Regions from separate parts of the Homo sapiens genome. Here all the other regions are linked to region 3. The links are chromatin contacts, found by Hi-C or POLR2A ChIA-PET in ENCODE. All regions are on one chromosome and are shown on one strand. The core of a region is the stretch at or near the end of the contact, and the rest is flanking DNA. Distances in the headings are between cores, read along the strand shown.

Evidence for each region. A loop is a pair of places that touch in the nucleus more often than their neighbours do. ChIA-PET counts read pairs that join two places held with the same protein, here RNA polymerase II (POLR2A). Pooled maps may share reads with other maps.
Region 1: a pooled map shows a loop between it and region 3 (5-fold over the local background). The contact joins the enhancer-like site here to the promoter of C1GALT1 in region 3. A Hi-C loop is called at or near these places in 2 of 168 maps with a recorded cell type or tissue (CD4-positive, alpha-beta T cell and naive thymus-derived CD4-positive, alpha-beta T cell), 3 of 37 single-sample maps with no recorded cell type and 12 of 50 pooled maps. POLR2A ChIA-PET finds 5 or more read pairs at or near these places in 1 of 52 experiments (activated CD4-positive, alpha-beta memory T cell).
Region 2: a map of naive thymus-derived CD4-positive, alpha-beta T cell shows a loop between it and region 3 (7-fold over the local background). The contact joins the promoter of DAGLB here to the promoter of C1GALT1 in region 3. A Hi-C loop is called at or near these places in 1 of 168 maps with a recorded cell type or tissue (naive thymus-derived CD4-positive, alpha-beta T cell), 1 of 37 single-sample maps with no recorded cell type and 8 of 50 pooled maps. POLR2A ChIA-PET finds 5 or more read pairs at or near these places in 1 of 52 experiments (WTC11).
Region 4: a pooled map shows a loop between it and region 3 (4-fold over the local background). The contact joins the enhancer-like site here to the promoter of C1GALT1 in region 3. A Hi-C loop is called at or near these places in 3 of 168 maps with a recorded cell type or tissue (B cell, ascending aorta and naive thymus-derived CD4-positive, alpha-beta T cell) and 13 of 50 pooled maps.
Region 5: a loop to region 3 is called in a map of CD4-positive, alpha-beta T cell, with 6 times the contacts of the local background. The contact joins the enhancer-like site here to the promoter of C1GALT1 in region 3. A Hi-C loop is called at or near these places in 5 of 168 maps with a recorded cell type or tissue (CD4-positive, alpha-beta T cell, CD4-positive, alpha-beta memory T cell, CD8-positive, alpha-beta T cell and 1 more), 10 of 37 single-sample maps with no recorded cell type and 14 of 50 pooled maps. POLR2A ChIA-PET finds 5 or more read pairs at or near these places in 2 of 52 experiments (CD4-positive, alpha-beta memory T cell and activated CD4-positive, alpha-beta memory T cell).
Region 6: a map with no recorded cell type shows a loop between it and region 3 (6-fold over the local background). The contact joins the enhancer-like site here to the promoter of C1GALT1 in region 3. A Hi-C loop is called at or near these places in 1 of 37 single-sample maps with no recorded cell type and 6 of 50 pooled maps. POLR2A ChIA-PET finds 5 or more read pairs at or near these places in 1 of 52 experiments (activated CD4-positive, alpha-beta T cell).
Region 7: a map of natural killer cell shows a loop between it and region 3 (2.8-fold over the local background). The contact joins the enhancer-like site here to the promoter of C1GALT1 in region 3. A Hi-C loop is called at or near these places in 2 of 168 maps with a recorded cell type or tissue (CD4-positive, alpha-beta T cell and natural killer cell), 1 of 37 single-sample maps with no recorded cell type and 2 of 50 pooled maps. POLR2A ChIA-PET finds 5 or more read pairs at or near these places in 2 of 52 experiments (PC-9 and activated naive CD4-positive, alpha-beta T cell).

The regions. Positions count from the first base shown.
Region 1 is chr7:8,114,266-8,116,965 of GRCh38, reverse strand. The region is part of intron 13 of ICA1 (islet cell autoantigen 1); the gene reads left to right. Among named protein-coding and RNA genes, the nearest start is that of ICA1, 150 kb to the left of the region's middle. RefSeq lists enhancers at 2,414-2,603, 2,624-2,700. Within about 2 kb of position 1,250, at least 4 of the 41 ENCODE cell types and tissues checked have a DNase peak (open chromatin) inside an H3K27ac peak, as active enhancers do.
Region 2 is chr7:6,446,698-6,449,567 of GRCh38, reverse strand. DAGLB (diacylglycerol lipase beta) reads left to right here and starts at 1,614. Exons shown (of 15, transcript NM_139179.4): 1 at 1,614-1,820. The coding sequence starts at 1,726. RefSeq lists an enhancer at 1,357-1,406.
Region 3 is chr7:7,181,112-7,183,811 of GRCh38, reverse strand. It overlaps C1GALT1 (core 1 synthase, glycoprotein-N-acetylgalactosamine 3-beta-galactosyltransferase 1), which reads right to left and starts at 1,268. Exons shown (of 4, transcript NM_020156.5): 1 at 992-1,268. RefSeq lists silencers at 479-698, 919-1,528.
Region 4 is chr7:6,515,122-6,517,821 of GRCh38, reverse strand. All of the region lies in intron 7 of GRID2IP (Grid2 interacting protein), which reads left to right. LOC101927325 (a long non-coding RNA gene) reads right to left here. Exons shown (of 5, transcript XR_007060200.1): 5 at 787-1,416. Among named protein-coding and RNA genes, the nearest start is that of KDELR2, 32 kb to the right of the region's middle. Within about 2 kb of position 1,286, at least 2 of the 41 ENCODE cell types and tissues checked have a DNase peak (open chromatin) inside an H3K27ac peak, as active enhancers do.
Region 5 is chr7:8,130,495-8,133,372 of GRCh38, reverse strand. All of the region lies in intron 12 of ICA1 (islet cell autoantigen 1), which reads left to right. Among named protein-coding and RNA genes, the nearest start is that of ICA1, 130 kb to the left of the region's middle. Within about 2 kb of position 1,257, at least 6 of the 41 ENCODE cell types and tissues checked have a DNase peak (open chromatin) inside an H3K27ac peak, as active enhancers do; they include CD4-positive, alpha-beta T cell and CD8-positive, alpha-beta T cell, where a contact is called at or near this core.
Region 6 is chr7:7,943,298-7,946,108 of GRCh38, reverse strand. No RefSeq gene overlaps it. Among named protein-coding and RNA genes, the nearest start is that of GLCCI1-DT, 24 kb to the left of the region's middle. RefSeq lists a silencer at 846-895 and an enhancer at 1,106-1,315. Within about 2 kb of position 1,393, at least 10 of the 41 ENCODE cell types and tissues checked have a DNase peak (open chromatin) inside an H3K27ac peak, as active enhancers do.
Region 7 is chr7:7,979,085-7,981,784 of GRCh38, reverse strand. All of the region lies in intron 1 of GLCCI1 (glucocorticoid induced 1), which reads right to left. It also overlaps the pseudogene LOC100421597. Among named protein-coding and RNA genes, the nearest start is that of GLCCI1, 12 kb to the right of the region's middle. Within about 2 kb of position 1,443, at least 2 of the 41 ENCODE cell types and tissues checked have a DNase peak (open chromatin) inside an H3K27ac peak, as active enhancers do; they include natural killer cell, where a contact is called at or near this core.

The DNA of each region.
Region 1 (2,700 bases), core at 1-2,500, 930 kb before region 3:
GATTACAGTTCAAGGTGAGATTTGGGTGGGGACACAAAGCCTAACCATATCACAAGCCAAATACCATTGTAATGGGGGGCATAAAGTTAACGAGGGATTTCTTTCCCCCTCATATATTTGGACTGGACTGTTATTTACTTATCTGTATTAATTAAATCTCCCAATTTAAATTAGCTGTGTAGAAAATAAAAGGACTGGATCATATTGGAAGTCGAGAAGATGTGCAGTTACTAGTCCTATTGCTTCATTTAATGGTGTTCTCTTTTTTAAGCTTTTCCCCATTTGTGACAGAAAAACAAGGCACCTGCTTTCCTTAGAGCACCACTGATAATCTTTGGTATGATCATGAAACGATTGTGCTTGAGAAGAAAAATGGGCATAAATAAAGCTAAAAAGCAAAGATGCCTTATCCATAGCAATAGTTTATTTGCTTTTCAGAATCTAACCTTTTCCTTCATTTTTCATATTTTTGGATTGGGTTCGATGATGCATATCTCCTATCTCCTCAAATGTATTCCAGTATGAGGAACATGGGAGAAATGTCTTATTTTTATTCGGAGGCAACCACGGATGTGGCCATCAACTGGTGGGTCCATGTGACTTCTTCACTAGATCTGATATGCTCTGGTTTTGAATATTAGACTGGTCAGAGAGCAATGTCAATCCCCCTCCTACTCCATGGCCAGTACCAAAGACAAGCAGTCCAAATGACAACAGCCCTGCAGTGAAAGGTAATAACAGCATTTTGTCTCTCTGAAATGACAGCTGCCTTCCTTTCCAGTGGCCTAACCTGTTTTCTGTACTACTTTGCTAATTTCCATTTGAACATCTAGGGCTCAAGACAGGGCTATGAGATGGAGAATTTCGCATAATCCCAGAAATTACATTCTGACTTCTTTTTCTGGCTTAATGTCCTCATTCATAATTCCCTTTATCAAATTGTACCTAATGTGGATGAGTCAAATATCTACATGTGGTTGGGTGGTCCCCAAGTTTGGTTGGAAATACCAAGGTATGAAAGGCCTCTGAGGTTTGCTATTTTTAGCCAGAAATACCATTGCCACCACCAAATAGGGCATTTAATTTGTGCACCTCAGAAAGGGCCAGGTTTCATAGTTGTCAAAAGAGGTCATTTCAAGTTCATGAGATCTGTTCTCTTTTGGGACAGGTCCCCCAAGGGAGCCTCTGCTCGACTGAAGATATCATCTGTGTTTGCAGCTCTAGCTCTGTTTCTTTGGTATCACTGACTTTCTCTTGTTGGCCACAGGAAGTTGAAGGAAGTGTGTACTCCATTATCATCAAAAAATGTTCCCATGATGCTCTTTTAAGTGTTATGCAAATAAGTTGCACCTGCTTTGTCTCCAACAGTGGCTGCCTGGGGAATGTGAGGATTGTCCCAAAGCACAATCACTGGCTCCTCACGGCAAGGCCATGAGAACGCTCAGAAGACCTCCTAAGACCCTTGAGGAGGTTAGAAGGAAGGGGAAACAAGCATGTAGCATCTTTTCACTAGAGTCGTCTTTAAGATATTTTGATATCCTCTAGCAAGAATAGAGATAGGCTAATCCAGCGAAATCAGTATTGCCTTTTTTTAGGCAATACCCTGCCCACTCCCCCTCCAACTAAGCTACAGTGAGCTCTCTTGTCTCTGATACTCATATCAAGATAAACCAGATGATTCCAGGGCTAATTGCACATGGAATTCAATGTTACATAGTAATAACTTGCATATTACCCACTAGTCTTGATATAGTTTTCTCACCATCATAGATACACTGATTTTTACATGTAGATACATTAATATCTACAAAAGACTTTTTTTACAAAAAGAGGGAGGGGAATCCGAAGTATAAAGTGATCGGTACACTATCTTAGCATTTCAGTGCCATTTTGATGAAAGGATCAAAGGCCCTGTTTATACTGATATAATCCCATTGCCTCTATCCCCTCACTAACCACTTTTAGCAACTTGTCCTACCAACACTTCCTGAGACTCTTTTCAGCCAGATGGCAAGCACATTCCTAGCTGCTCTCAGCTAGAAGGATCACCCATCAGAGACGTTTTCTTCATGTTTCTGACACTCCCACCTGTTGGAGAAGAAAAAAACACAGGTCATCCAAGCCAATGAACTTAGATTCTCATGTGGAATGATTTATGTATTTTAAACAAAGCCTTCATCTTATTTAGAAATCACTTGCATGAGGCACTCTTTTGAAAATGTTCTCCTCATCTGGAAAATAATTTGGCTGTATAATCGTGGTATTCAGGAAGTTAGGGCAGGTGTTTAGGTGGAAGAGCAGAAGGGAGTATTCCAATGAGGCTGAAGAGTGAGGGGAATTGACCCCCTGGGAGAAGGGAAGGCATGTCAGGGCCCTCCTTTTAACAGGAAAGGATTGAAGAAGGCAGTGACCCTGAGAGAAGAGGAGAAGCCAGGCCTGGGCGCCAAACACTTTTGGGCCTGTTGCTTTGAAGGGTAGAAAGAGTGGCCATAATATTTCTCCTGACCCAGCAGATTTGAAAAGATTCCTCCAGCAGACAGTGGAAAGCCCCTTGCTTCCTCAGCCATTCAGTCTGATTTCTGAAATAACTATGCTATTTCCTGGTTGTGGTGAAGTGGCAGGGCCCGAGGGTTTGATCAGCTTTTCATGGGCTATGGCCATTAGTGGGGTTGGGGTGCAGGTGGGAGTTTGTTAACACAA
Region 2 (2,870 bases), core at 365-2,864, 730 kb after region 3:
GGTCTCGATCTCCTCCTGACCTCGTGATTCGCCCACCTTAGCCTCCCAAAGTGTTGGGATTACAGGCGTGAGGCACCGCGCCTGGCCTGCAATGTAATTTTATGCACAAAGTGCAGCCTTGCAAAGTCCCAGGCAGGGTGCAGGCTTTATCTGAAGGTTCACAAAGTCACCCTGGCTGCTGAAGAGGGCACAGCAGAATGAGAAAGCACAGTGGGGTGATGAGCCCAGGCAGGAGATGAAGGTGGCTCAGACCAGGGTGGGGCAGTGGGGGTACTGAAAAGCGCTCAGACTCCACCCCGCCAGCTGCAGGGTGGTTTCAGACCCTGAACTCGAGGGGTTCCTAACACGGGCTCCTTACAGCAAGGGGCACAGATGGAAGCAATGTTGTCCCATGCTTGCAAGTCTCACAGAACGGGATATGAGTCCCACACCTGCCATTGACAGCCTGGGTCTCTAGGCTAGCTAATTCCTCCAGGCCTGAAGCGTCCCTCCTTATAAAATGAAAATTTCGGTCAGGTGTAGTGGCTCACGCCTGTAATACCAGCACTTTGGGAGGCTGCGGCGGGAGGATGGTTTGAGGCCAGGAGTTCAAGACCGGCCTGGGCAACAGAGTGAGACTCCGGTCTCTACAAAAAATAGGAAAATTTATGGAGAAACCCCATCTCTACTAAAAATACAAAATTAGCTGGGCATGGTGACACATGCCTGTAATCCCAGCTACTCAGGAGGCTGAGGCAGGAGAATCGCTTGAACCCAGGAGATGGAGGTTGTGGTGAACCAAGATCGCGCCATTGCACTCCAGCCTGGGGCAACAAGAGCAAAACTATGTCTCTAAATAAATAAATAAATAAATAAATAAATAAATAAAAATAAATTAGCCGGGAGTGTGGCACGTGCCTTTGGTCTCAGCTACTCAGGAGGTTGAGGTGGGAGAGTCGCTGGAATCCAGGAATTCAAGGCGGCATTCAGGAGTTCAAGGCTGCAGTGAGTCATGATTGCGCCACTGCACTCCACCCTGAACGACAGAGCCATACGCTGCCTTAAACAAACAGACAAACAGGGCCGGGCGCAGTGGTTCACGCCTGTAATCCTAGCACTTTGAGAGGCCCAGGCGGGCGGATCACTTGAGGTCAGGGGTTCGAGACCAGCCTGGCCAACATGGTGAAACTTCGTCTCTACTAAAAATACAAAAATTAGCCGTGGTGGCGCGCTCCTGTAATCACAGCTACACCGGAGCCTGAGACAGGTGAATCGCTTGAGCCCGGGAGGCGGAGGATGCAGTGAGCCGAGATCACACCCACTGCACTCCAGCCTGGGAACAGAGCGAGACTCCGTCACCAAAAAAAAAAAAAAAAAAAAAAAAAAAAAAAAAAAAAAAAGGAAAAGGAAATATCACCAGAACGGATATCACTGCACTCTTCACGAAAAAGAAAAAGAAAATACCAGAACGGATTTCACCGACCGGCAGACCTGCAATCGACTCAGCCAGCGCCTTCCGGATCAGCGTTTCTGCGCAGGCGCAGACAGCTCCGGCGGAAGAGGCGGTGTAGGGCTCAGTGCGCTTGCGCCGATCTCGGCCTCAGCGTGAGCATGCGCAGGTCCCCGCCCTCGCTGCGTTTGCGCTTGAGCGCCGATAATTTGGTGGCGGCGTCCGGAGGGTGCTGGTTTGTTCTCGGTGAACGGCGCGCGGGGTCTCTCCTGAGTGCGAGCTACGGGACCTTCGCCATGCCGGGGATGGTACTCTTCGGCCGGCGCTGGGCCATCGCCAGCGACGACTTGGTCTTCCCAGGGTTCTTCGAGCTGGTCGTGCGAGTGCTGTGGTAAGGACGGCGGCTACGGGGGCGGTGGAGCCCACCGGAGAGGGAGCGGGGGGCGAGCTGTCCCTTGAGACGGTGACAGAAGTGGCTTCCCAAGCACTGTCGCGGTCCCAGCGCTGGCCACGCATCCTCTTATCGAGTTCTCACCACTGCCCGAAGAGGTGGGCAGTGGTGCTGTGTCCATTTGACGGATGACAAACCGAAGCCCCCAGAGTGTGTGGGCTGACCCCGGGGGACAAACAGGGGGTTTCGAAGTCCGCGCAGCAGGACGCGAGCACCCCTTTGTGTGCAGCGCCGAGACCTGGCCCTGGGGTGCCACGAGGGTGTTACCGCCGGCAAAAGCCTTGGCCTCGAGTTCTCCTTTCTTGAGGCGGGAGCAGCCACTTGTGCCCTTCCTTCCCTTTGTACGGGGCACTTGAATCTGCAACACGAAGGATAGGAAAAAATACCGAGCCGGTTGTGGCTGCATTTCGTGAGAAGCAGACAGGCTCAACATACAACGCTGTTGTCTTTCAAAGTGTGGAATCAGTGGGAAGTGGCATTGGTACCTGAAGTCTGTTCCCAGAGGATCTGTGCAGGGAATGAATCATTGTTATGCAAAAGTAGATTCTTGGCTGGGCGCCATGGCTCACGCCTGTTATCTCAGCACATTGAGAGGCTGAGACGGGAGGATTGCTTGAGGGCAGGAGTTTGAGACCAACCTGGGCAACATAGTGAGACCCCTTTTCTTTTTATTTTTTTGAGACAGGGTCTCACTCTGCTACCCAGGCGGGAGTGCAGTGGTGCGATCACCACTCACTGCAGCCTCAACCTCCTGGGCTCAAGCGATCTTCCCACTTCACTCTTCCAAGTAGCTGGGACCACAGACTCGTGCCACCACGCCCAGCTAACTTTTTCTATTTTTTGTAGAGATGGAGTCTCACCGTGTTGCCCAGGCTAGTGTCCAACTCTTGTGCTCAAGTGATCCTCCTGCCTTGGCCTCCCAAAGTGCTAGGATTACAGACGTGAGCCGCCGTGCCGGGCCTAGATCTTTTATTGTTGGCAATTATATTC
Region 3 (2,700 bases), core at 19-2,518:
AAAAAGCGTTAAAAGGAAATACAGTAGTATGTACAATGGATATAGAGAACTAGGTTAGAAATCTTGAGAATTTTTCCAGGATGTGTGGGTTTTTTGTTGCTGATACTGTTGTTTGCTTTAAATGCGGGGTGGTGGGGGGTGGGGAGACGGTAAGGACCAGGAAAGAATAAATCCACAGCGCTAAATTATGGTCATCTTTTAAGAGTGTACGACTTACCCAAATTCAAAGCAAATGGACAACTTGTCAACACCTACTAATTCCATCACAATTTGTTGGGGAAAAATGGGGTGCAGAAGCAAAAAAAAAAAATTTAATGCCTTTCTTCCTCCTCCATGCCCCGAATGCCCCAACACACACGTATCTGCTTCACTCTGCGGCAGGGAAACTTAAAGAAATAAATCAGCTACAGACAAACCTGATGATCCAAGCTAGACCCAAGCAAGCTCCAGGCACCTCTGGAAGGAGCCCGCTCGCTGGGCGCTCAGGCGGCGCGGCAGCCGAGTGGCTCCCCGGCGAAGGTGCCCAACACCTGGGCGCCCAGTCCGGCGGGACCCACAGGTCTGCGGCGGGGCGGGGAGGGCCCGGGAGGAGGGACTGGGAGGGCCCGGCGGGGCAGGACCGCTAAGTGGTCCGGTCCGGGCGCACTGCGCGCCCCGCCGCGCCGCCAGGCAGCGCGCGAGCAGAAGAGGGGCGCGAGCGGGCACAAGGGAAGGACCCACGACGAAGAGGAGGGTACATGTCCACAAAATTGAGGCCGGGTACGCAGCCGAACGCTGTGGCAGATCGCTAAGGCTCCGGGAGCGGGAAGTCCTCGCGCCTTCCTCAGGAGCCCGGACGACCCCAGCCCGGCTTTGACCCCGAGACACCTGTTCCGCCGCGCCCGGGGTTTGGTTCCATCCTCCACGCTTCCCCACCAACCCGGAGAGGGGGGAGGGCGAGGGGAGACGAGACCTTGGACCCGTAGCCTGAGGGCGCCTCCGCCGGCCATACCTGACATCAGCTGCGGCTCCCTCTCGCCCCTCCTGGGGGGCGGAGAGGGGGACGACTTGGGACTGGTGACCTTTGCTTCTCTGGGCAGCCGCAGAAGTGGCTCGTGGCCGCTAGCCGAGGCCGCCCGCTGCCGCCCAGATTATTCCCCGGCAGCGGCAGCACAGCGGCGGCGGCCAAGGCGGGCCCAGCGCGCGCTCCCGCCCGCTCGCTCCGCCCCTCCCCGCAGCGCGTCCAGGCCGTGGCCCGCCTATGGCGCAGCCGCCACCCGAAGTCTCCTGGCGCTGACGTCTCCGCCGCCGCACCAGCCCCAGGGAAGGGCGGAGCGGGAGGGGCGGTGGGCGGGGATACGGCGACGTGAGGAAGCGGGGATTGGCTGCCGGGTGCACGCTCCGCCCTAATGCGAAGGGGTCTGGGAAGTCGGATCTTGCACGAGCAGTAGATTTTGTTGTATCCCCCTTGCGGCTTGTGTCTGCTACTCTCCGCATTTCTGATCCTGCTGTAAGGTTATGCACTAGCTTCAAGACCTTGAGCGGGACGAAAGCAGGGTAACAATAGGGAGCGAGAAAGGGGATGCTTGAAGGACCTTTGTCTGAGGTACAGGCTCTAACCCTGCAGGACTCTTGTGGCCTGTAGCCTGCTCTTAACCCGTTCATTTGTTTTTCTGTTCTCTCCCCGTGCTCTCTTTACTCAGTATCTCTCTGGGCTTAATAAAAGGAAGTAATAAGATGAAGTATGCATACGGGTGCTGGGTCATCATGTGAGAACCAGGAAGAGCTGAGAACCGAGATAATGATACCAGAAAGCTTTCTATAGGCACATTTCGTCTTTGGTTCTGTCAGCACTTCGGTTCTGTGGGGCAATGGCCGGAAGAGCTTCTTAGGGGCGTAACAAAACCTATCTCCCCTTTCGCTGGGCTCTGAATAAGGAAGTTGTCTTTGGAATAGGGGGAGGAGGCTGCCACCTGTTGAGGCAACCCCACAATAGTCATGAGGTGAGGGTAAGGTTTAGTCTTTACTGGCGTTAACCATTATCTACAAGACCACGTTCCAGAATAGGAAAGCTACCCTGCTTCCTTTAAATGCCCTATCCAAGCGGTTCTTTAGTACTCTACAGCATGGTTGTTAAAGAGTATGGGCTCTGAAATCAGACTGCCCGGGCTGGCATCTTGGTCCCTCCACCTATTGGCAAGTTACTTAGAATGCCTGAGACAAATAATAATATACATTAGTTATTGTTATTTTTCCTTTAATTTGCTTAGGTTCAGCTGTAGTGTAGTTTCTCAGGACATTGCATCAATATATCCAAAAGAATTGTGAAACATAAAGCACATGTAGTGATTCTAATACAGATGTCTCATTTTTCAGATGACAAAACTAAGGCCAGAAAGATAAACTGATAGGTCCATGTTAGAAGAGAAGTGCAGCTATCCTGATGTCCAGGTTATTGCTCTTTCCTTGGCTCATGGGTCCAGACTTCTCTGCCTTACATGATTACGTCCATTCTCTACTCCTCCCCAACTTGTATACAGTTGTTGCTCAGCCTCCTCCCCCTCCACCTTTCCGCAATATCCTTCCACCTTTCCGCAATATCCTTCCACCTTTCCGCAACATCCTTCCACCTTTCCGCAATGTCTTGCCATCCATTGTGAAACATGGAAGGAGAACTCTTTCAGGGGTCAGTGTTCCAAATAGAAACCAAAACTCACAACT
Region 4 (2,700 bases), core at 37-2,536, 670 kb after region 3:
AAGTGTGTCTCCTGCCTCAGCCTCCTGAGTAGCTGGGATTACAGGCGCCCACCACCATGCCTGGCTAATTTTTGTACTTTTAGTAGAGATGGGGTTTCACCATGTTGGCCAGGCTGGTCTCGAACTCCTGACTCAGGTGATCCCCCTGCCTCAGCCTGCCAAAGTGCTGGGATGACTTGTGAGCCACGACGGCTGGACACCTTTGTATATTTTAGATGCTGATTTCTCCTTGATTTTGAACATTGTAAATTTCTCTCCCATTTGTTACTTCTGTTATTAGGTCTGTTGTGTCTAATATGAATGTGTCTAAGTTGGGCTTCCTTGAATAGATAACCTTGATTTTGCATAATCAAACTCACCACATTTTTGGTCTTATAGTTTTGTGTAGGGTCCAGCCCTACAGGGCCTGTGGGTTTTTCTCTTCGTGTGCGGAGATGAGAGATCGTAGAAATAAAGACACAAGACGGCTGGGCGCGGTGGCTCATGCCTGTAATCCCAGCACCTTGGGAGGCTGAGATGGGCAGATCACGAGGTCAGGAGATCGAGACCATCCTGGCTAACATGGTGAAACCCCGTCTCTACTAAAAATACAAAAAAAAAATAGCCGGGCGTGGTGGCAGGCGCCTGTAGTCCCAGCTACTCGGGAGGCTGAGGCAGGAGAATGGTGTGAACCTGGGAGGCGGAGCTTGCAGTGAGACGAGATTGTGCCACTGCACTCCAGCCTGGGTGACAGAGCCAGACTGTCTCAAAAAAAAAAAAAAGAAAGAAAGACACAAGACAAAGAGATAGAAGAAAAGACAGCTGGGCCCGGGGGACCACTACCACCAAGACGCGGAGACCAGTAGTGGCCCCGAATGCCTGGCCGTGCTGTTATTTATTGTGTACAAGGCAAAGGGGCAGGGTATGGAGTGAGAGTCATCTCCAATGATAGGTAAGGTCATGTGAGTCACGTGTCCGCCAGACAGGGGGCCCTTCCCTATTTGGTAGCTGAGGCGGAGAGAAAGAGGGGACAGCTTACGTAATTATTTCTTCTATGCATTTTAAAGACTTTAGTACTTTCACTAATTCTGCTGCTGCTATCTAGAAGGTGGAGCCGAGTGCACAGGGCAGAACATGAATGCGGACCAGGAGCGTGACCACTGAAGCACAGCATCACAGGGACAGCGTTAGGCCTCTGGGTGGCTGCGGGCGGGCAAGCAGTGGTGGAGCAGAGTCTTCTTTAACTCCACCAGGAAAGGGAGACTCCCTTTCCCGGTCTGCTAAGCAACGGGTGCCTTCCCAGGCACTGGCGTTACCAGTAGACCAGGGAGCCCTCTAGTGGCCCTGTCCAGGCATAACGGAGGGCTCACACTCTTGTCTTTTGGTCACTTCTCACCGTGTCCCTTCAGCTCCTATCTCTGTATGGCCTGGTTTCTCCTAGGTTATAATTGTAGGACAAAGATTATTATAATATTGGAATAAACAGTAATGCTACAAACTAATTATTAATAATATTCATATACATATCTATAATCTATTTCTAGTATAACTATTCTTATTCTATGTATTTTCTTTATTATATTGGAACAGCTTGTGCCCTCGGTCTCTTGCCTTGGCATCTGGGTGGCTTGCCGCCCACAGTTTTGGCTTTTGAAATTTTAAGCTCTTCCCTGCTTCTAGGTCAAAAGATATTCTCCTACTTTATTTTTATTTATTTATTTATTTATTTTTTATTATTATTATTTTGAGACGGGGTCTTGCTCTGTCACCCAGGCTGGAGTGCAATGGCGCGATCTCAGCTCACTGCAACCTCCACCTCCCGGGTTCAAGCGATTCTGCTGCCTCAGCCTCCCGAGTAGCTGGGATTACAGGCACACACCACCACGCCTGGCTGATTTTTGTATTTTTAGTAGAGAGGGGGTTTCACCACGTTGGCCAGACTGGTCTCGAACTCCTGAGCTCGTGATCCACCCACCTCAGCCTCCCAAAGTGCTAGGATTACAGGCGTGAGCCACCACCCCCAGCCTATTTTTATTTTTGTTTATTTATTTATTTTTTTGAGACAGAGTCTCGCTCTGTGGCCCAGGATGGAGTGTAGTGGCGCAATCTTGGCTCGGTGCAACCTCCGCCTCCCCGAGCTCAGGCGAGGCGATTCTCCTGCCTCAGCCTCCTGAGTAGCTGGGATTACAGGTGCACACCAACATGCCTACCACATTTTTGTATTTTTTTGTAGAAACAGGGTTTACCATGTTGGCTAAGCTGATCTTGAGCTCCCGACCTCAGATGATTCGCCTGCCTCAGCCTCCCAAAGTGCTGGGATTATAGGCATGAGCCACCATGCCTGGCCTGCTCTATATGTTTTTTGGTTTTTTGGGTTTTTTTGAGACAGAGTCTTGCTCTGTCACCCAGGCTGGAGTGCAGTGGCGCAATCTCAGCTCACTACAACCTCCGCCTCCCAGTCTAAGCGATTCTCCTACTTCAGCCTCCTGAGTAGCTGGGACTGAGGGTACATGCCACCACGCCCAGCTAATTTTTGTATTTTTAGTAGAGAGGGGGTTTCACTATGTTGGCCAGACTGGTCTTGAACTCCCGATCTGAGGTGATCCAACCGCCTCGGCCTCCCACAGTGCTGGGATTACAGGCGTGAGCCGCCACGCCAGGCCTGCTCTGTGTGTTTTAATCTTCACAACAGCTCTATGAGGTAGATGCTATTTTTATCCC
Region 5 (2,878 bases), core at 8-2,507, 950 kb before region 3:
TGGAGTGCTATGGTTGCACCACTGCACTCCAGCCTGGATGACAGAGTGAGACTCTATAAAGAAAAAACAAGAAAAGAAAAGAAAGAAATGGAATTTATTTCTTAGAGTTATAGGGGCTAAAATGTCCAATTCTGAGGGGACACATCTGGTGAGGGCCTTTTTTGCTGAGTCCTAAGGCGGCTTAGGGCATCACATAGTGAGGGGGCCGAATGTGCTCCCTCAGGTCTCTGTTCCTCTTCTTATAGAAGCTACCAATCCCACTCCCATGATAATCCATTAATTCATTAATCCATGAATGGGTTAACCCATTTGTGAGGGCAGAGCCCTCATGACCCAATCACCTCTTAAAGGCCGCACCTCTCAAGCTGCCGCACTAGGGTTTAAATATCAGCATGAGTTTTGGAAGGGACAGATATGCAAACCATAACACAGACTAAGCAAAGATACACAGTAAGAGGGTTCCTCTATGGAGCACCAGCAGCTTCACCAATGGGCAAACCCAGAAGGGCTCCCAGACAGGAATTTGCAAATGGAGTTCCAGAAAGAACTTGGAATTGGAGGTAGAGATTGGAGAACCTTCTGAGGTGACATTGGAACCCTAAGAATAGAAAAGATCTTCTATAGAGAATGTAGGGAAGGTATGATGGTTTGGGATGAAACCTTAAGGGCAGCCAGAATAGGAGGAGGCAGTGGAGAAGGTACTGTCAGGGAGATGGGAGGTCATCCGAGAGAGCCGCCTCATGGGGACTCCCAGGAGATAGCAGCATTTCCAGGCTGGGCAGTGGTACAAATGATGCTGTACAGGTAAAGGCCTGGGAAAAGAGCCTCAGAACTGGCAATGAGGATCTCACTGCTGACCTTCAAGAGAGCTATTTCAGTATAGGGTGGGGGCAGGAACTTAATTACAGGCAGCTGAGAAAAGAGTAGAGCCAAAGTAGAGTATGTGGTTGTGGAAGGAAGAAGAAACCAGAACAGTAACTTGAAAGTGTGAGGGGAGGGTGGAGAGCAACATCAAGTGAAGGCTGATTATTGTTGAGATAGGCACACATCTCCTGCGGCTAGGGGAAGGAAGCATTGGAAAATGAAAGACTAAAGGTGCTGGATCTGAATAATGGTGGGAACAGAGCAGGCTTCAGGAAGGAGGGGAGGGCATAGAGAGGGCTTATCTTAGAAAGGAGAGGCAATGCCTGCAAGGTCACGGAGTTGGAGACAGGTGAGGATGTGAGTACGTCATGTCTGTTGGCTCTTATTTTTGCAGCAGTGTCTGTAGTTAGGTTATCTGGTAAGCAAGTAAACACAGAGACTTGGGAGCCTGCAAGAGAGTGAAGGGAACTTGGTGTAGCATCTGTGGGTTTGGCACCTGAGAGATCCTCAACCCTTGTTCATCCTTTAACACAAAAGCAGGATTGGGGCACCATAACCCAGAAGCAGTCCACATCTGCATGGGTGGAAGCCCTGACTCCAGTTGGGAGTTTCTTACTAGAGTTTCTCCCAAAGAGCTTATCACATCTCTGCATGTGTCTCCATTATCTCTCAGTTGAGTTGAATTTTTTTCAAAGAAAATGATAGCATGATTCTCAAGAGCCAACTGACTATAGAGCTATTTCTCAAGTCTCAACTTGTCTGGTTACAGACCTGAACCCGTCCTTTTCTACTTGTAGTTAGATTTTTCTTACGTGTTATGTGTAATAATTTTAAGCATCTTAATTATCAGTGCAATAATTGGGAGGTTTTTGTGTTTTATGGTTCAAGTCAGTGCCAGTTTCATTGCTTTTAGCTAAGTAGTAAGTTCTCTTAAAAGAGAAAATGTGCACTGTGTGGCCTGTTAGCTGTTGAATAATCAAGAAGCCAAATAAAAGGCTAAATTCATTGGTAGACCTCAGTGTAGGCAAAATCTGTATTTAGAACTGGCTGTAGGCAATATCCTCACCAAGGGTCCTTTTCTCTTTTCTGTCACTAAAAAGTTTGAGTTGAATAGGATATGTATTAGTAAAAAGTTTTCTGATTGCAAGTGATAGAAAAACCCTATTTGAAATAGTTTAGGTTTAAATTTTTAAAAGCAAAAAAGAATGTATTGATCCATGTAATGGGGACACTCAGTTGTGGATTGGCTTCAAGCAAGGCTGGATCCAGGCGCTTAGACAATGTTGTCAGGATTCTCTCTCCACTTCTTGAGGCTGTTTCCCTCTATGTGTTGACTTCATTATCACTGGGAGCCTGAAATTTGCATCTTTAGAGCTTGGAATCCCAAAGAAAGAGAGGCCCTCTTCCATTAAGTTTCTATATACCAAATTCCGGGAGGTGTCCGGCATGTGTCCACCCCTGAGCCAATCACCATGCCTGGGGGATGGAGGACTCTGGCCAGCCTCATCAGTCATTCACTGGGGTGGAGGGTAAGGAGTCATTTCCAGAGGCATCTCACCAGGATCACATGGAGAAGGCATTTTCCCAAAGGGAAAACTGAAGAAGCAGAGGGAAGGGATGCTGAGTTAGCAAAAACCACCAAAGTCCATTATAAACACCATAGCACAAAACCTAAACAATAAAAACAAAGATGGAGCTATTACAGTCTGTGGTTATTTTTAGAAGGCTTACAGTTTATTATTTGTTCTTGCTAATGTTAATGATGATCTTCCCTGGACAGACATCTGTACTAAAGTAGTGAAGCCTCCCTGAGGGTTTGACTTAGTGGAGGGCTGTATAAAGCGACTGTAGAAGGAACATACGTCATTTCCAAGGTGCATTTGAAATTATCTGCTCCTCCAGGGTCTACACATTGACTTGACTTGGTTTCAATAGAATAGGTTTGGTTCAGTAATTATCTGGTTTCAGTCAGGGCAAAAAGTAAACTATAAGAAAGGGTTTGGGCATTCCAGTC
Region 6 (2,811 bases), core at 144-2,643, 760 kb before region 3:
CGGGACTGGCTCATGGGCAACAAGTACTTGAAGGGTGTAAATAGTGGGGACAGAGAGAAATTATTTAGTGTGCAAGGGGACAGCAGGAGGAGTGATGGTAAATGAAAGTCAAAACAAAGATGATTTAGGCAGCTGAACGAGTCACAGGCCCTAATGGAGAGATCTATTATAGGCTGTACAGCCTTGGGAAGGGTGGAAACCCCATCACTTGTGCCATTTACAGTTGGAAAAGCCATTAAAAAGTAGATCAGCCTGTTGGAGAGGGAAAAAACACCGCAGGTCCTCAGAGAATCAGTGGGATGACTTAATAGGTCTTTTCCATCTCAAATTACTGTGATGTAGTTTGTACGCATGGGGACCTGAGGTTCTAGAATAATTTTTCCAGCATTTGGGCTTCTTTACTATTACTACAAGGCCTCAGTGAAGAAATGATAACGGGTCATGGAATGCAGTTTCTGCATTGTAAGTGGAAGCCCACAGTGTACTGATGCTTTAGTATGAAGGCAGGACTGACTATGGTAAGTTTCACATTGTGATGTCAGTGTAAATAAATAAAAACACAATACCAATTAAGTCCCAAAACAACATACATATATTGACTGAGACCAAAGGCAGAGGGAAAGGACCTTTGTCACAGTTAGATGGTGGCTGAATAAATGAAAATTCAAGTAGTTTATTCTCTCATCTAGAAAAATACATGTCTAAATACTTAAAAGTCTATCTTTACAAAAAAAAAATAAGAAAAAAAATGGCCTTAAAACTATCAAGAAATATTTACTGTGTAGGAACTTTAGGACCCACATTTTGAATGTGTGCTGTATTTCTGTGCACAGCTGCAGTTGTAATTAGCAACTGACACATTCCGAAACCATGGTGGCCCAGAGGAGCACATATGTGCACAGGCTGTGCCAACCTGGGGCAATAACTGCAACTGAAAGGAACGGGCACAGCTTGGTCAGATGGAAACTGGGGCAGGCAGAGAAGGGCTGGTGTTACTGTGATTACTAGAAGGAGCACAGCTGTGACCATCTCAACCCTTCTCAGCCAGAGGATGACACGGAAGCAGGGGACAAAAATGGTAAGAGGGTGACAGGAGGGAGAGGCAGCAAGAAAGAAAGCAAAAGAATCCAGAGAGGGAAACCCACAGATGCAAGCTCTTTGCAGGTGGAGTATATCACAGATCCTGATAAAAATATTGTATGTGGTTGAGCACAAGTGAAACTTGGCGTTCTAGAAGACTGAAGTTTGCAACAAAAATTCAGGGTTTGACCTACACCTGACAGATATAGGTCAACCCTCATCCTGCTGCTCTCAGCAGCTGTAGCCAATAGGAGACAGTGCTGCCCAGCATGCCGGTTTAAGCTGCTGCTAATAGAGGGAAATCAACGTAACCCCATATTTCCTGCCTCTGCAGTCCTCACTTGTCTATACATGGCCAACTCAGGCGCAGGCAGAGCTGCTGGCTTGCTGTAACTGCTGGATGACTGATAAGTGGAATCTGGTGCTAGCATATATATTCCCACCTCATCTAGCTAAAAAATCTTTTGTAAAGCCTTTTAAGGGAGGACCATTAAAATTCAATTTTCCCTCATTAACCTAAATGCTTTCTTAAATTCATATAACCAGAAGAGACGTACTAATTCTTCACACCAACAGAACTTTAGAGATGTTTAGAGAGAGGAAATTCCGTGACAGAGGCCTATTTTTGAAAGGATACAGCAAAGGTTAAGTGACTTATCCCATGTTACTTAGAGGTGATAGTTAAGGCAGAAAGCGAACTGAGGGAGTGGTCTGAGATAAGTGAGGAAATTATGAAATTAAATCTGAAGAAAGAACATCATCACCAAATCACATTGGGTTAAATATCTATTGGAAATCCCAATTCAGTAACACACATTCCTTTATCCTACATGTTCAGACTAGTGTTAAAAGTGACTTCAGATATTTCCTATGCTCATGTTTTTTAAAAAAAAGTCCAACCATTCTCCTCAATGAACATGACATTAAATCAAGCTAAGTCCAGTCACATGGTCTCAACTTTACTCACTAAAGCTAGCAGGCAAGGGCCTAGTGAGTTGAATTAGAGGTTTAATTAGAAGAACAAGCAATAAATGCTAAATGTTCTGTTGCAACTGTGTAACTTTCTGTGGGATTTTATGCCTTGTATCTTTTTTCCTGAATTCCAGACCAACGGGGCTGCACTAGAACCCCAGAAGCAGAGAATTCCATAACTCAGACTCTTTGATTCAGATATTTTTCTTTTCATCACCTTGAGAGAGCAAATAAATCCCCCAAACTACTTTTCCCACCTCTCAAGCTTCTAGAGGATATTCTTGACTGGAATTTGTCCATGTTCTTAAATAACAGGTTACTTCACGTTCTTTGTGTTTAAATAAATGTAATTAGGCCTGTTTTTAAAAACTATGGAAAATATTAAAAAGAAAATTAAAATCATCTATAAACTTACCACTTAGTGGCAGCCACATGAACATTTTTGTGTTTCCTTATTTCTACACATATGTATACTTTCCAAAATTTGTCATAAATGTTTTAAAGGTGCTTCATATATTGCCAAATTGCCCTCCAGAAAAGTTAAATCAATTTATAATCCATTTTCAGTGAATGGTGTAATTTTAAAAGCCAGCTTTAAATTTGAGTTGAAAAATGATGCCTCACAGCTGTCTTTATTTTCTTCTATCTCCCTCAATCCTAAAGTTGACCATTTCTTTCCTATGGTTATGGCCAATTACAGTGGACATCGTGTTTCACTCCTCAACAACAATGTAGTTTCTGGAATTGACCCCAGCTCTC
Region 7 (2,700 bases), core at 194-2,693, 800 kb before region 3:
CCTGTTCCTTTGTATACTCCTTTAAATCACTCTTGGTGTATTTCCCACTTTTTCCTTCCATTTAACCTTTGTAACAGACTGGCTAAAATCCATGTTTTCTTCTGTCATCTATAAGTATATTGTCCATTTTGAAGAAGGCTTTCTCATAATCTTCTTCCTTTTCAAATTCAATAAAAGCATACATCTGTAATCCCAGCACTTTGGGAGGCCAGGGCAAGTGAATCACCTGAGGTCAGGAATTCGAGACCAGCCTGGCCAATATGGCAAAACCCTGTCTTTACTAAAAATACAAAAATTAGCCAGGTGTGGTGGCACACGCCTGTAGTCCCAGCTACTTGGGAGGCTAAGGGAGGAGAATCACTTGAACCCAGGAGGCAGAGGCTGCAGTGAGCCGAGATCGTGCCACTGCACTCCAGCTTAAGCAACAGAGTGAGACTCCATCTCAACAAAAAAAGAAAGAAAGAAAGAGAGACAGAAAGAAAGAGAGAAAGAGGGAGAGAGAAAGAAAGAAAGAAAGAAAAAAAGAGAAAGAAAGAAAGAAAGAAATAACAGAGGATTTCTCCTGTCTTCCAGTCCCAGATAACTTCACAACTTCTTATTGGCCCAAATCTAGAGAGTATTATATCCAGATCCTCATCTGTGGTCACTGGATTCAATTTGCATACACAGATTTTTCCGGAGGTTTAATATCTGCATCAGGTAGGTCTCCCACCATCTCTAAAAGTAAAGCCTGAGTTTTAGCTTCTTTTTCTGCCTTTATTTCTTCTACTTCTTCGGCTGACCTTCGTTTGAAATGATCAATTTCTTCATTTGTGTCAACTCTACCACTCTTTAATTGTTCCCTTGTAGGTTCTGGTGATTGATCAGGGATTAATAAATCAGGAATGTCATCAAAATGGACCATCTAAAATCACTATATAATTTATCCTGATATCCTGATATGGTACAAAGTCCTTGTCAACAAAGGTCTCATTTATTTTCTTAATTATGTCAATGCCTTCTGTCACCTCACCAAATACTGTATGGTACCATCAAGGTAATCTAGATTTTCTCCTGTAGTGATAAGAAACTGAGATCCATGTTGATCACTGTCATTATTCACCATGGACATTGTGCCCTTCTTCTTGTGCTTAATTCTTGGGACGTTTTCTGTCTCAAAAAAGCTTGCTTGATCACCATACAATCCTAGGCCAAAAATAGACTCTCCTCCATGACCAGTCCCTGTAGGATCAACAGTTTGTATGATAAAATACCTTTGTATACTGTGAATAAGGCAATAACTGTAATATTTTATTTTGTAATATCTCAAGAAATTAAAGCAGGCGAGTACCTTCTAGATGCTTGGCACTGCCATCACAAATGCCATTAAACTGTGGTACCTGCTCTCAAAAAGTTCACAGTTGCAAGGCTGCTGCTCAGTGTGCAAATTGACAACCACATTGCCCACAGTAGTCTCCAGTAGAACCGCCATGGCACCCACTTCTCCTCAGCTATAAGCCCTGGTGAGGTCACTAATATTCTTTAAGGCAAAAACTAAAAGTCAATAGAAACTGAAAATAGGTAAAGTCTGATTATAAGAAAGAAAAATAGGGCCAGGTCCAGTGGCTCACACCTATAATCCCAGCATTTTGGGAGGCCAAGGCAGGTGGATCACTTGAGGCCAGGAGTTCGAAACCCCATCTCTACTAAAAATACAAAAAATTAGCCAGGTGTGCTGGCACACTCCCATGGTCCCAGCTATTTGGGAGGCTGAGGCAGGAGGCAGAGGTTACAGTGAGCCAAGATTGTGCCACTGTGCTTCAGCCTGGGTGACACAGCGAGACACTGCCAGAAAGAAAGACAGAAAGACAGAAAGATAAAGAAAAAATAAAAGAAGAGAAAGAAAAATGGGTCACTGCATTCAACCAAAGTTTCAGGTAAATGGTGACATAACACATGAAAAGTTTGTCACTTCCCATTCTAGCTCAGCAATAGCAGATATTTAGACAAAGCCAATTCCTCCTTATCTCAACAGCCTCACAAGGCATCACTGCCCAAGATTACTACACAGTATTATTACTACATATTACTACATTACTACACAAGAAGCCACATTCAACAATACAGTTCAGACTTCTGCACTAATGTATATGTATGCATAGAAAGAAAGGGCCAGTGACATCATCCTAGGCTAAACTATAGTATAATATTATAATAGGTAAAGGCAGCAAGATACGTTAGATGTAAGTATGTTATAGAAACCATAGGATGAACCAATTAATATTTCAAGCTTCATCTAATGAAAGAAAAATACACATAAACAGAGTGGCAACTTCAAAACAGAACACCAGAAAAAGCTCAAGCTAACTTAGAAATAAACAATTCATATATAAAATCTAAAACTCAGTGACAATAGCATATTTCTGAACAAGGATAACTCATTTAAAATCTGCTAAGAATTTGACCCACTATTTGTTACCTAAAAAGATAAAAAGTGAGCAAATGCAATTCCCTGAATGCGTTTTTTTTACAAACTAAGAGGTCACTCTGGCATGTAAAGTATTAATAGACCTTTGAAATACACTTTTTAAGCTCTATGATCGAAATATTGCAGAATACTGTAGCTTTTTTCAAAAATCTAATCTCTGAGCACAGTCTAAATCCTCACTTTTGCAATACTAATGAAACTGCATTTAGCAATGTTTGCCAACACCAGTTTAG